2 separate regions of the Homo sapiens genome follow, and region 2 is linked to region 1. The links are chromatin contacts, found by Hi-C or POLR2A ChIA-PET in ENCODE. All regions are on one chromosome and are shown on one strand. The core of a region is the stretch at or near the end of the contact, and the rest is flanking DNA. Distances in the headings are between cores, read along the strand shown.

Region 1 (7,215 bases), core at 2,386-4,885:
ATGGCACATGTATACTGTAAAATACAATGTAGTCACTACAAATAATAAACTTGCTGTGAATATACACATGAGAAGGGGTGTCACTGATATTTGACCAAGCTAAGAAGGCAAGCTGTAGGCCGGGCACGGTGGCTCACGCCTGTAATCCCAGCACTTTGGGAGGCCGCGGTGGGTGGATCACAAGGTCAGGAGATTGAGACCATCCTGACTAACACAGTGAAACCCTGTCTCTACTAAAAAACACAAAAAATTAGCCGGGTGTGGTGGCAGGAGCCTGTAGTCCCAGCTACTCGGGAGGCTGAGGCAGGAGAATGGCGTGAACCCAGGAGGCAGAGCTTGCAGTAAGCCAAGATGGTGCCACTGCACTCCAGCCTGGGTGACAGAGCAAGACTCTGACACTTTGGGAGGCCAAGGTGGGCAGATCACTTGAGGCCAGGAGTTCGAGACCAGCCTGGCCAACATGGTGAAACCTCATCTCTACTAAAAATACAAAAAGTAGCTGAGCATGGTGGTGCATCTCTGTAGTCCCAGCTACCAGAGAGGCTAAGGTGGGAGAATCACTTGAACTTGGGAGGTGGAGGTTGCAGTGGGCTAAGATTGTGACACTGCACTCCAGCCTGGGCAACAAAGCGAGACTCTGACTCAAATAAATGAATAAGTAAACAAACAAACAAATACAATGTTAAAAATACAAAAAGTTTTCCAAACTATTCAATCCATGTAAGTAAAAACACTCTACATATCATCCTTAAATCATTTGAGAAATCAAAATATCCAGAAATAAATTTGGATACTTGATTCTGATAAGTGGCATAATGGAAAGGATAGCTTTTCTTTTTTTTTTTTTTTAAAGTCAAGACCAAAAATAAAACAGACTAAACTTTTGTATACTGTTTCTTATCAATAGGAGTTATTTTTAAAAATAAAGAAGCCAGGCTGGGCGCGGTGACTCATGCCTGTAATCCCAGCACTTTGGGAGGCTGAGGGGGACAGATCACTTGAGGTCAGGCATTCGAGACCAGCCTGGCCAACATGGTGAAACCCCATCTCTACTAAAACAAATACAAAAATTAGCTGGGTGTGGCGGTGCATGCCTGTAGTCCCAGCTACTCGGGAGGCTGAGGCATGAGAATTGCTTGAACCTGGGAGGCGGAGGTTGCAGTGAGCTGAGATCACGCCACTGCACTCCAGCCTGGGTGACAGAGCGAAACTCCATCTCAAAAAATAAATAAGCCAAATTTTCTTCTGAACTATAATCCAACACAGTATCAAATGTAATAGAAAGATATATCTTAAAAAGCTCAACAATGAAGAATATGTAAGGAAACCAATCATATTGTATCCTCAGCTGCTACTCCTATTTTGAGAGAATACTCAATTTATAATAACATATTTTCTCAAATGAAGAAACCCTTTTGTAATTGTTGTCAAATAATTTCCCAACCAAGACTCACTTGAAGGACCAGTTATAATCATGAGACTGTCTCTCCATGATGTCCACCCTGGCTCCAGGCACACTACAGATTGGCCGATTCCAGTTGTCTCTTATCCTCATGTACAGATTCCTTGTATAAAAGTTTTCAAAATCTTGATACAATGACACAAAGTCCTGCCAAGAAATGGTGACATACCATAAATTTAACTGAGTTACTTTATTAAAAAATTTTTTAACAGATGACATGATCTTTTATTTATGTAAATTTATGGGGTATAAGGGCAATTTCATTACGTGCAAGATTGTGTAATGGACAAGTCAGGGATTTTACGGTATCAGTCATTCAAATAACACACATGGTACCCATTAAGTAATTTCTCATCATCCACCCTCACTCCCTCACCCTTCCAAGTCTCCACTGTCTATCATTCCACTGAGTTACTTTAAAAACAAACTTTACAACTTCCATTTTCATACTGTAAGAGCACCTGAGAATGAGAGGCCACTTATATTTAATTAACTGCTAAATCAGGACAGGCTTGGTGGCTCACGTCTGTAATCCCAGGACTTTAGAAAGCCAATGCAGGAGGACTGCTTGAGCTCAGGAGTTCGGGACAAGCCTGGGCAACATAGCGAGACTCTGTCTCAACAAAAACATTTTAAAAATTAGCCAGGTGCAGTGCACCTGTAGTCCCAGCTACTCGGGAGGCTGAGGCAGGGAGATCCCTTGTGCCCAGTAGATTGGGGCTGCAGTGAGCTATGATGGCACCACTGTACTCCAAGCTGGATAACAGCAAAAACAACAACAAAAAAAACCCTGATGTATCAGGAAAACATCTGGAAAGGCATCAATTCTCTATGATTATTTTAACACAACTCTTATCAGATAAAAGTCACTTAACTTTAATAGTTGACATATATTACATGGTTTCAAATAACTGACTTCATGAATGTAGAGCACAAGAATGTAAATTAACAAAGTAGTCCTCATAAAAATAAAATGTAGTCATACAATTCTGTCATTAAATGGTTTCCCTCCCTAATAATCTCAAAAAGACGGCTCTTCCCTCCCCACAAGCCTCCTCCCACATTAATAGATTAGGGGAAATGCCATAAAAACCACATAATTCCAATTTCAACCAAGAAAAACAATTCCAAAATTAAGATTCCATCCTTTGCATATTTTCAAGGATCAAAATGAAACAAATCCAAAGAGAAAATAATAAACAAGAAACACTATAAAATAGGATATAGGGGCCGGGTGTGGTAGCTCACACCTGTAATCCCAGCACTTTGGGAGGCCGAGGTGGGTGGGTGGGAAGATCACTTGAAGTCTCAGGAGTTCAAGACCAGCCTGGCCAACATGGCGAAACCCATCGCCACTAAAAATACAAAAATTAGCTGGGCATGGTGGCGGGTGCCTGTAATTCCAGCTACTCGGGAGGCTTGAGGCAGCAGAATCGCTTGAACCTGGGAGGCAGAGGTTGCAGTGGGCCGTGGTCACTGCACTCCAGCCTGGGCAACAGAATGAGACTCCATATCAAAAAAAAAAAAAAATGGTTATAGGAAGCCACCCACCTTAGGTTCTTTTCCCTTTAGAAAGGAATTTTTTAAAAAAGAAAAAAAAAAAAAAAAAAAGAGGCCAGGTACAATGGTTCATGCCTGTAACCCCAACACTTCGGGAAGCTAAGGTGGAAGGATCGCTTGTGGCCAGGAATCTGAAGTGACAGTAAGCTATGACTACACCACTGCACTCCAGTCTGTGCAACAGAGCGAGAACCTGTCTCAAAAAGAAAAGAAGGCAGGACACAGTGGTTCATGCCTGTAGTCCCAACACTTGGGAGGCTAAGGCGGGAAGATCACTTGAGCCCAGGAGTTCAAGACCAGCCTGGGCAACATAGTGGGACTCTGTCTCTACAAATAAATTTTTAAAAAGAAAGAAAAGAAAATACATTCCCAAAATGAATTCCTATGCTCAGGAACTTAACCCTTCCTCTGAGAGATTAAGTTGTACTAAAACTTAAGTCTGTAAAAAATCAAGTCACAGCGGAGCAGAAATGCTATGCCTGGTGTGGTATGACCACTACTCAGAACACATGTGACCAGACCATATGAGATCTACTTAAACTCTTGAATGTAAAGGGTAAACCAAACAACAAGAAAACGAAACTACAGTTTTTACTGTATCAGCCAACTACTGAGTTTATAACCATTAGATCTGGGCTTGGTGCCAATATAAATTAAGCTGTTAACTAAATCAGTCAAAAACATTGAAAAAGCTTAAGCCTTATTCTGTAAAAGATTTTCATTGCTAAAGAAGGCTGCATACAACTCTAAAATTAACAACTTTCTATGACACCGGACTCTCAAGTGCCTATTGAATGAGCCTCCCAGTAGATAAATCTTATAAATAAGGCTGAGCAAAGTCAGAAGCTACTCTAAGAATTTGCAGTACCTGATACCATCTCTCTTTTTTTTTTTTTTTTTTTTTTGAGGCAGAGTTTCACTCTTGTTGCCCAGGCTGGAGTGTAATGGTGTGATCTCGCCTCACTGCAACCTCTGCCTCCCAGGTTCAAGCGACTCTCCTGCCTCAGCCTCCCAAGTAGCTGGGATTACAGGACTCTGCCACCATGCCCAGCTAATTTTTTGTATTTTTATTAAAGACGGGGTTTCACTATGTTGGCCAGGTTGCTCTCAAACTCCTGACCTCAGGCGATCCACCCACCTCGGCCTCCCAAAGTGCTGGGATTAAAGGTGTGAGCCACCATGCCCAGCCACCATCTCTTTTACAACTGGTTCTAATAGTTAATTTTCCTCAGGACAGAAAATATTCATAAATAACATGTCTATCACAATTGGAAATTTTTCATTTAAATGGCATGTCCATTTTGATAGCCTTCCAACAAGTATACTGGTTGAATGAAAATAGGAATAGAGATATCCAATTCTAATTAAAACTTTTTATTTGGCTGTTATTATCCATGCATTTATTTCCCAAAGGAAAAAACAAAAAGTAGTCTTCAATCCTTTTCATTCATGTAAAAAAGGGTAACAGTACTAACGCTTCTAATGAAGGAAATGACAGTACTGATTATCTCATTTCTTTTTTTTAATTAAAAAAAAAAATTTTTTTTTGAGACAGAGTCTCACTCTGTCACCCAGGCTGGAGTGCAATGGTGTGATCTCGGCTCACTGCAACCTCCGCCTCCTAGGTTCAAGTGATTCTCCTGTCTCAGCCTCCCAAGTAGCTGAGATTACAAGTGCCCGCCACCACACCTGGCTAATTTTTGTATTTTTTAGCAGAGACAGTGTTTCACCATGTTGGTCAGGCTGGTCTTGAACTCCTGACCTCAAAGGATCTGCCTGCCTCAGCCTCCCAAAGTGCTGAGATTACAGGCATGAGCTATGGCGCCCGGCCAATCTCATTTCTTTATAATCTTTCTAAACACTGCACATTAATGTTCAAAGTATTAACTCCAATATTAAGAGAAATATTTCCTTACAGACAAATTTTTATTAGCAACAAAAGCAATATTTTTTGTTTTACTATATAAAACAGAAAAACCTTAGAGTCTGCTCCAAATACCAGAGGGATTATCAAACCCCAAGATAGAAAAAAGACTGCAGGCCAGAATGAAGTAGAGCTTCACCCCTCAGCCTTGGGCTAAACAAAGAAAACCAGAGGCACAGCTGTCTGGGATTAGGAAGGAAGCAATGGGTTCCAATTTCCTGAACAAAGAATTGTGCCTGCCATGGTCAGGCATTTCCATCTCTCCTTAACAAGTGATTAAGTCACAGTAGCACAGGGTAAAGGAGGAGAAGCTGTCACAACCAGGGATGTTAGGGACCAAAAGCGGGTGGCATAGAATGGTAGGAGAGAGGGACTTACGGCCGAAATCTCAGCTCCCCTTTACTCCTTAGCTAAGCTCCAGGGTAGTAGCTCTGATCTCAGTCAGTAGGTTCAGCAGAAAGATTTGATAGGCATGGCTGGGCGCAGTGGCTCACGCCGTAATCCCAGCACTTTGGGCTCAAGGCGGGTGGATCGCTTGAGCCCAGGAGTTTGAGACCAGCCTGGGCAATGTAGTGAAACTCTGTCACTACAAAAAATACAAAAATTAGCCAGGTGTGGTGGCATGTGCCTGCAGTCCCAGCAACGTGGGAGGCTGAGGTGGACAGATCACTTGAGCTCAGAAGGTTGGGGCTGTAGTGAGCCAAGATCGGACCACTGCACTTTAGCCTGGGCAATAGAGTGAAAAGCTGTCTCAATAAATAAATAAATAAATAAATAAATAAATAAATAAATAAAAATAATAATTTTAAAAAAGATGAGAAGGGCAGCAAACCAAACTCCCTGCAGCTTAGCCATGAAAAAAAGGAGGGGAGGGGTCACTACTTGCAGTTCCAGTTCTAGGCAATGGGAGTGTATTTCCAAAAATATCAGGTTAACTTTAAACACTCTAAGACCACAGTTAAACTAGGGGGGTAATCTTTTCATTCATTCATTCAAATATATCTTAGTGAGTACTCGATACATACTGGGTTGTATGCCAGACTTTCAGGATACGTTAAAGAACAAGACAGTTCTCTCCGCAAAGAGTGATAGCCCCACTATTCCGACCCTCATTCCCCCATCTCCACCACTCTCTTCCTCCTCCTCAGTTTGGTCACTGTGAAGTGACTTTAGTTAAGGCTTATGTAATACTCATCATCATTGACCTAATACTCAGTTATTGAACATTTACTGAGCAGTACCTTCCAGGCACTAAACTGGGCACTGGGAATAAAAATGAGTAAGAACAACCTCTACACTCCCTAAGAACTCTTAGTGTAGTGGAGAAACACACAAATAAATACAATATAATAAGTACTATAAAAGAGTGTTTGTCCAGAGAAGGAGCGAATACCTAACTGATAAGGGAGTGACAATGGTAAAGTCAAGTCCAAGCAGCCTTAAGGATATACTCATAAACATTCTTCCTGAAGATCCTCACAAATCCCATATCCTAGCACATGTAAGGAGAGGGAAAACAATACCTACTCGCGACTAAATGCTGGATCACTGGGCTTGAAATACTCCTCACTTAAGAGCCTTCTCAACTCAAGAGAACAACTCAAACTCTTGGATTTGCTGCTTAGAGATCAATGAAGACCTTATCAAAAGTAGTCTAGGGACATCTCAATAAGAAGCCAATAAATATCCTTTACTGGTTAAGCCTATTTAAGGTAAGCCTTCTAGAAAATATCCCATATTGTTTAATATAATATACATAAGTACCACCTATTGTAGCACCTATACAGGCATTAAGAACACAGGGGGCAAAGCTGGATGCTATCACTTTTTGAAGTCCACTTTCTAACAACTGTCCCTTTGTTAAGCATCATTCTGGTCCAACACAGATAGTCAAATATGTTTACATGATGATGATAAAGATGATGAATAATCACAACAGCAGCAAGAGTGCCCATCTACTGAGTATTTATGACATACCAGGCACTTGCCAAGTGCTTTACATGCACACATATTTATATACTTATATATGTAAGTATGTAAATATACATACTCTGCACACTCTTAAGGAAGATATTTCTTACACTTTCAGAAAGGCTAAATGGCTTTCCCACTTAGGAAAGCAGCCAGAGGCAGAGCCAGGAACTGATGATCCAGGCCTTCTAACTTTACTCTGTGCTCCCAACCCCAATGCCACACTGCCTCTTATTTGGTGATGCTACTAAATCAATCTGAAATACTTTGATAGCGTTCAAAGCACTTCAAGACCACT
Region 2 (7,215 bases), core at 3,292-5,791, 39 kb before region 1:
CATGTTCCGACCCTTCGGCTTAGCCTTAACTTTGAAAAATGAAATGAACGACTATCTTACTTCCCTTGTTGTTTCCAATTCTCCATTTTCTATTTCCTGTGCACACTCTTATTAATTTTAACACATAACACAAGGACACAGCTGATTTTACTAACATATAATCACTTCATTCTCTAATGCTCTGATTTATAGTTTATAAACAAGCTTCATATATTTTACCCTCTACGATGCTATGAACTTTCCAAAGCTTTTGAGGTTTTCCTTTATTCTCCAATTTAGAGTACCTCTACCATCACATCACCCAGTAATTATCATCCAGGTGAGGCAAATTACCTTTGCAAATCTGAGTGTTCAAGATGGCAAGCAGACACCGTCCTTTTCTGAAAACTACCACTCATGCACACCCCATCATAATGGGGATGGGATCCTGTCTCTACCTGAGCTAATTTTATTCTCACATCTAATAATCTAGAATAGGCACAGAGATATGCTTGCATGGAGGACATTTTAAACTTGAAATAATAAGACAGTCATTTTGGATGTCATACATCAAAGCAGTAATGCAGGTCTCAGAAAGAAAGAGAGAACTAATAATTTCACCATCTTCCTGAATTTCACTTATTAGTAGTTTTAATTTGGTTCTATATAAACTTTTTTTTTGAGACAGAGTCTTGCTCTGTTGCCCAGGCTGGAGTGCAGTGGCTTGATCTTGGCTCAATGCTACCTCTGCCTCCCGGGTTCAAACTATTCTTGTGCCTCAGCCTCCCAAGTAGCTGGGATTACAGGCATGCGTCACCACATCTGGCTAATTTTTGTATTTTTAGTAGAGATGGGGTTTCGCCATGTTGCTCAGGCTGGTCTCAAACTCCTGACCTCAGGTGATCCACCTGCCTCAGCCTCCCAAAGTGCTGGGATTGCAGGCATGAGCCACTATCCCCAGCCTGTGGTATATAAACTTCTGAAGTCAGACTATCTACGTTTGTATCCTGGCTTGAGCATCTAGTAGCTGTATGGCTACAGCCAAGTCACTTAACCTCTGAGTTTGGTTTCTTCATCTGCAAAATGGGAATGGCAATGGGGATGATGATGATGATGATAACTACCTACTAGATAAGGCTGTTTTAAGAAAATGGGATACTCCATTAAAGCACTTAATGAAATGCTTAAACAAACGGTCTTTAAAAACTTATTTTATATTTACATATGTAAGATCATTTATATTATTTTCTATTTTTGTTATTTTACCTATAACAAGACCTATAATATTTTAAGGCCTATTCTTCTATCATCAAATTGGGAAAAAACAGAAACAAATGGGCATATATCCTTTTTATCTTCTAGGGAGATATTAAAGACCTTGAGGAAAAAGAGAAAAGGCAAGCCAACAGGAGACAGTTATTTTCTAACTCTAAGGCCCACTCAGACACCAAAAAGAGAAAAAATTAATTAAAAAAAGAAGGATCTAAGTGGTATTAAGAAATAATTGTAATCTAACACTAAGAAACTGTTGTTTATTCTGAGAATTCAAAAAAATGAAAATTTTATCTTAAGAGGCTTTTTTTTTTTTTTTTTTTTTTTGGAGATGGGGTCTCGTTGTGTCGCCCAGCCTGGAGTACAGTGGTGTGATCTCGGTTCATTGCAACCTCTGGCTCCTGGGCTCAAGTGATCCTCCTGCCACAGCCTCTCAAGTAGCTGGGATTACAGGTGCCTGCCACCAAGTCTGGCTAATTTTTATATTTTTAATAGAGATGGGGTTTTGTCATGTTGGCCAGGCTGGTCTCAAACTCCTAACCTCAAGTGATCTGCCAGTCTTGGCCTTCCAAAGTGCTGGCATTACAGGCGTGAGCCACTGTGCCCAGCCGCTTAAGAGGCTTTTGAAGCTATATGTTATTTTTTTGTAGCTGGCACGTGGTTAAGTAGTCAAAAACAGATTGCTGACTGAATAAACTTCTTATTGTGGCTTGAACTAATAAAAAAACACAATTAAGCCAGGCAAGGTGGCTCATGCCTATAATCCCAGCACTTTGGGAGGCCGAGGCAGGCAGATCACCTGGGGTCGGGAGTTCTAGACCAGCCTGACCAACATGAAGAAACCCTGTCTCTACTAAAAATACAAAATGAGCCAGGTGTGGTGACACATGCCTATAATCCCAGCTACTCGGGAAGCTGAGGCAGGAGAATCGCTCGAACCTGGGAGGCGGAGGTTGCGGTAAGCAGAGGTTGTGCCATTGTACTCCAGCCTGCCAGCATGGGCAACAAGAGCGAAACTCTTGTCTCAAAAAAAAAAAAAAAAAAAAAAGTAATAAGAAGGTCCTCTGGATATGTTTTGAAGATCAGACAGCAATAAAGGAATAATATGCCTTAAAAGGCCTGAAACATACAAAAAAAATGTAATGGACAGAGTTCTTATCTGCTAATAAATTTAACACCACATTCTCAATTAGCTGTGCATATGCAGGAAGAGGAAGGCACAGCAGCCCAGATCATCAAGAAATGGTCTCCATTTGATTTTGAAATGCATTTTATTTATTTTTACTTTTATTTTTTAATTTTTTAAATTTTTTGAGACGGAGTCTTGCTCAGTTGCCCAGGCTGGAGTGCAGTGGTGTGATCTTGGCTTACTGCAACCTCTGCTTCCTGGGTTCAAGTGATTCTCTTGCCTCAGCCTCCCGAGTAGCTGGGACTACAGACGGCCGCCACCACACCTGGCTAATTTTTGTATTTTTAGTAGAGATGGGGTTTCGCTATGTTGTCCAGGCTGGTCTCGAACTCCTGACCTCAAGCGATCACCCACCTTAGACTCCCAAAGTGCTGGGATTACAGGCGTGAGCCACCGCACCCAGCACATTTTATTATTTTAAAGGTAGATCTCTCTCATTGCTAACATTTAATTATGGCATAAGTCCATATATACCAGTTCCACTGAGGGGAAATGAGTGATATAATGCATGTTTAGTTGCAGAAGTAGTTTAGAACTACAAATATGCCATATATAATCTGTTCACAGAACCAAAAATATGTGTAACATGTAAAATCTAAGAATAAGGCAAAGTGTAACTGTACTCAGAAGGTATGCTTGCAAAACATTTTATTTATTTATTTATTTATTTATTTATTTATTTTGAGTCAGGGACTCACTCTGTCACCCAGGCTGGAGTGGTGTGATCTCAGCTCACTGCAATCTCCGCCTGCCAGGCTCAAGTGATCCTCCTGTCTCAGCACCTCAAGTAGCTGGGACTATAGGCATAAGCCACCATGCCTGGGTAATTTTTGTATTTTATTTTATTTTTTTGTAGAGACAGGGTTTCACCATGTTGCCCAAGCTGGTCTTGAACTCCTGGGCTCAAGTGATCCACCCGTCTTGGCCTCCCAAAATGGTAGGATTACAGGTTTAAGCCACCAGGCCCGGCCTACAAAATTTAAATATAAATAACAAACTAATTCTTACCAAAAGCAGCACATTCATCTATCAAGAGTAACCTCTTCCTAGCAATGCCTTATGATGGCCTACTTTCATTTAAATTACTATTTTGAACTTAGAAATGCAAGGACTCTGTGCACACAGACTGGATGATCTGGATATACACCCATTTAGAAGCGGGGGGTCCATGTGGAAATGTGTTCTAACAGTAGGTCATCAAATTTTCTTTTTTAAAAAAGAAGCAGTCTTTCCTTTGCTCATCTTTTAAAATGATCAATGGTCACTTTCTTTGAACAGCTCTAAAGTGGGGGGAGAAGGCAGCAGATAACACTTTAAACTCTTGTCACACTTTCCAGATCAGTAAATTATATACTCATCACAAGCATCTAGATGGGATGCATCATGAATATATCTAAGAATATCTAGGCCAGGTGCAGTGGCTCAAGACTGTAATCCCAGTGCTTTGGGAGGCCAAGGCGGGTGGATCACCTGAGGTCAGGAGTTCCACACCAGCCTGGCCAACATGGAGAAACCCCGTCTCTACTAAAAATACAAAGAGTAGCCAGGCATAGTGGCACGCGCCTGTAGTCCCAGCTACTCAGGAGGCTGAGGCATGAGAATGGTTTGAACCTGGGAAGCGGAGGTTGCAGTGAGCCAAGATTGTGCCACTGCACTCCAGCCTGGGCAACAGAGTGAGACAGACTCTGTGTCCGGAAAAAAAAAAAAAAACCAAGAAAAACCCACAAAGAATATCTGAAAGTACCAAGTGAAAAGTGAAGAAGGAAGTAGGGTGAGAGGGAGAGTAGAGCATGTAAAGAAAAAAAAAGTCAGTGAAGATATTTTTAAAAACCAGAGTATACTGGTATTTGAATTTATTTCTTTTGTGTTTTTTTTCACATTATCTCACAGAAAGATAAAGAATCTTATCTAAAAGCTCAAAATGAAAATAAAAGAAATATTAGCTAACAGGACAGATTGATTTTAACAACATGTTTCCCGTAAGTCCTAACTAAATGGCACTGGAAAATCTTTCTGTTAAGAAAAGGAAAATAAATGGACCTTCAACAGGCTCTTTATAAGCAAAGGCATTTTCGTGCCCCAGAGAACAGTCTTGTAAAAGGGAGATTTATAAGGGACTTCCAGGAAGCAAGAGTTCAGTAATTTTCTAACACTGAAGCAAAGCAACGGGAACTAGGTTTACCATCTCCAAGACACAACCCCTATTTTGCTAGACTGGCGACAAATATCAAAGTGCTCAGCCGGGGCCACTGTCAAGCTAAAGAACATCAAAGCAGACAGATCTGCGTCTTCATATCCTAGGGATGCTGTTCTAAAGCAGCCCCTTGGTTTCCTATCTCCCTGTAAGAACTAGAACTGCTTTTGCTAACACCAAGTACTGCACAGTAAATTCCTCTTAAAAGCACAGTTTATCACCCCCACCCTCTTGTGGCTTAATCCTTTAATTCATTTCAATGCCAAAAACTAGGATTTCCTGAGGACTGCCACAGGATGTATGACAAGCAGCAGGGGCAAGCTTAAAGTTGCTGATTCAATATAATCAGAAGTTTAAAAGAATGGTTGCTAATGCACAGCCAGAAACAGAGGGCCCTCCACAAAAGGCAGAAAAGAGGCCAAGTGCCTGTGAAAAATCAAGGAACTGAGTTTTAACGGGTGCCAACCCACAGGCAGGACAGAAAGTCTTTTGTTTGTTTGTTTTTGAGACCAAGTCTCACTCTGTTGCCTGAGCTGGAGTGCAGTGGCACGATCTCAGCTCACTGCAACCTCCACCTCCCGGGTTCCAGTGATTTTCCTGCCTCAGCCGCCTGAGTAGCTGGGACTACAGGCGTGCACCACCACACCCGGCTAATTTTTGTATTTTTAGTAGAGACACGGTTTCACTACTATGTTGGCCAGGCTGGTCTCCAACTCTTGATCTCGAGTGATCCGCCCACCTTGGCCTCAGAAAGTCTTAATGGACCATTCTACTGTCCTCTGTTGGGGCTGGAACATATCACAGGCTACTCTGAGACAAAGAGATAAGGAACGTAAACACTGTAGTAATGTATCTACCCACAGATGAAGACAGCTAGCAAATAAAGGTAATCTCTGGTAAAGGCTTGGCTTGGATTTAAGTTAACAGTTTTAGAGGTAGAAGGCAATACAATAAGACAATCAGAGTTTTACAAAACGGTTAATACTAAACATTTTAACAACTTTATAGTGGGCAAGGCCATTTGTAGGTTATGTACTAAGTAATTTGAGGATTAATAGGTTATAAAAATACAAGCAGCCCCCCCCAAAAAAAGTAAAACAAAAATAATTAATTCCAACTAGCCTTAGGAACCATGACCACAGATCTCTGAATGCTTAGTTCTGTTTTCCTGCTGCACCTAACTGGTTTCTAACTTCTCCACCTATGCCACTGATTCAATCAGCCAGAATCATCAGCTGTTCAGAAGGGAGTGTCAGCATCCCAGGCATTTAGAGTTCCAGAAACAACCAAAAATGGCAACTTAGCTCTGCCAGCAAATGCCTGTCTTACAAGCCAAACATCTCCCTCATTTGTATCTTGACTTCCAGTTTCTTTTCCTTTTTCAATTACCATCAATCAGTAGAGCTGCTTTGGTACTGAGGTAAAAAAGTTAAAAGGAAAAAAAGAGGATTGTCAAAAAGACAATCCTCTTTTTTATTTTCTAGAGATAGGGTTTCCCTCTCTCATCCAAGCTGGAATGCAGTGGTGTGATCATAGCTGGGTTTGTGCAATCCTCCGCCTTGGCCTCCCAAGTAGCTAGGATTACAGACGTGTACCACCACACTTGGCTAATTTTTAGAATTTTTTGTAGAGACAGAGGCTCACACTATGTCACCCAGACTGGTCTCAAACTCCTGACCTCAAGTGATCCTCCAGCTTCAGCCTCCCAAAATGTTACGATTACATCCCAAAATGTCAGGATTACCATATCCAGCCTAAGGTTTTCTTTTCAATGCATATTCTAGGGCCTCATCCACCAAGACTCAGTAGGGTGGGTGGAACAAACTAGAATCTTCATTTTTAACAAGCAGCAGTGGTTCTGAAATGGGGCCTTACATGAGAAGCATCTGGGGTGCTTTTAAATAACACCATGCCATGGCAGGGAGGCCTCGCCTTGAGATACTCAATGGGTCTACAGAAGGTCTCTAACACTGGCACTATTTTTTTAAGCTTTCCTGTGTGTAAGCAAGGTATGAACCACTGTACTAAAAGTACCTCTGATGCAGGTGGTCCATGGACAAAGTCTGAGAACAGGGGCTTAAAGAGTTCATGTTAATGAGGTCATTCTGAACCTGACAAAGACTCTCTCCTTTGACCAAACTTGAGTCAGGCTCCTCTTGGAGTCCTTTCTGATAAAGTCCTGACGTTGCGCCTCCTTCTCCATTCTTGCAGAATCCAGTTTGAGCAATAATCCTGCTAAGTCAGATTAGAGAAAATCCCCTACATGACTACCCCTGGTATCTTATCACCCTGGCCTACCTTCAACAAGAATGCTGAAGGCAAGCATCCCCCTTACCCCTGATGTTTCCTCTTAGTATTTTTCTATCTACTCACTCCCACCCTGTTCCTTGGCTGTAAATCCTCATCTGTCCTTATTGGAGTCAGACTGCAGCCCACCCTCTCTCCCCCACTGGAAGACCCCATTGCAGTCATCCCTATGCTTATTACCATGGCCCCCTTGAAGGAAGTCTGTCTTATCATGTTTCACAAGTGACAGGAATAATTTTTTCTTTAACACCTCACTCTACTGCCAAAGTAGATA

The links. Hi-C counts contacts between places; a loop is a spot of excess contacts on that map. ChIA-PET counts read pairs that join two places held with the same protein, here RNA polymerase II (POLR2A). Pooled maps may share reads with other maps.
Region 2: a loop to region 1 is called in a pooled map, with 2.6 times the contacts of the local background. The contact joins two enhancer-like sites. A Hi-C loop is called at or near these places in 14 of 37 single-sample maps with no recorded cell type and 11 of 50 pooled maps. POLR2A ChIA-PET finds 5 or more read pairs at or near these places in 13 of 52 experiments (A673, BJ, GM10248 and 9 more).

What each region holds. Positions count from the first base shown.
Region 1 is chr14:77,577,501-77,584,715 of GRCh38, forward strand. It overlaps SPTLC2 (serine palmitoyltransferase long chain base subunit 2), which reads right to left. Exons shown (of 12, transcript NM_004863.4): 3 at 1,455-1,609. Among named protein-coding and RNA genes, the nearest start is that of SPTLC2, 36 kb to the right of the region's middle. RefSeq lists a silencer at 6,352-6,552. Within about 2 kb of position 3,636, at least 8 of the 41 ENCODE cell types and tissues checked have a DNase peak (open chromatin) inside an H3K27ac peak, as active enhancers do; they include A673, where a contact is called at or near this core.
Region 2 is chr14:77,537,929-77,545,143 of GRCh38, forward strand. All of the region lies in intron 9 of SPTLC2 (serine palmitoyltransferase long chain base subunit 2), which reads right to left. Among named protein-coding and RNA genes, the nearest start is that of ISM2, 43 kb to the left of the region's middle. RefSeq lists an enhancer at 4,626-5,127. Within about 2 kb of position 4,542, at least 7 of the 41 ENCODE cell types and tissues checked have a DNase peak (open chromatin) inside an H3K27ac peak, as active enhancers do; they include A673, where a contact is called at or near this core.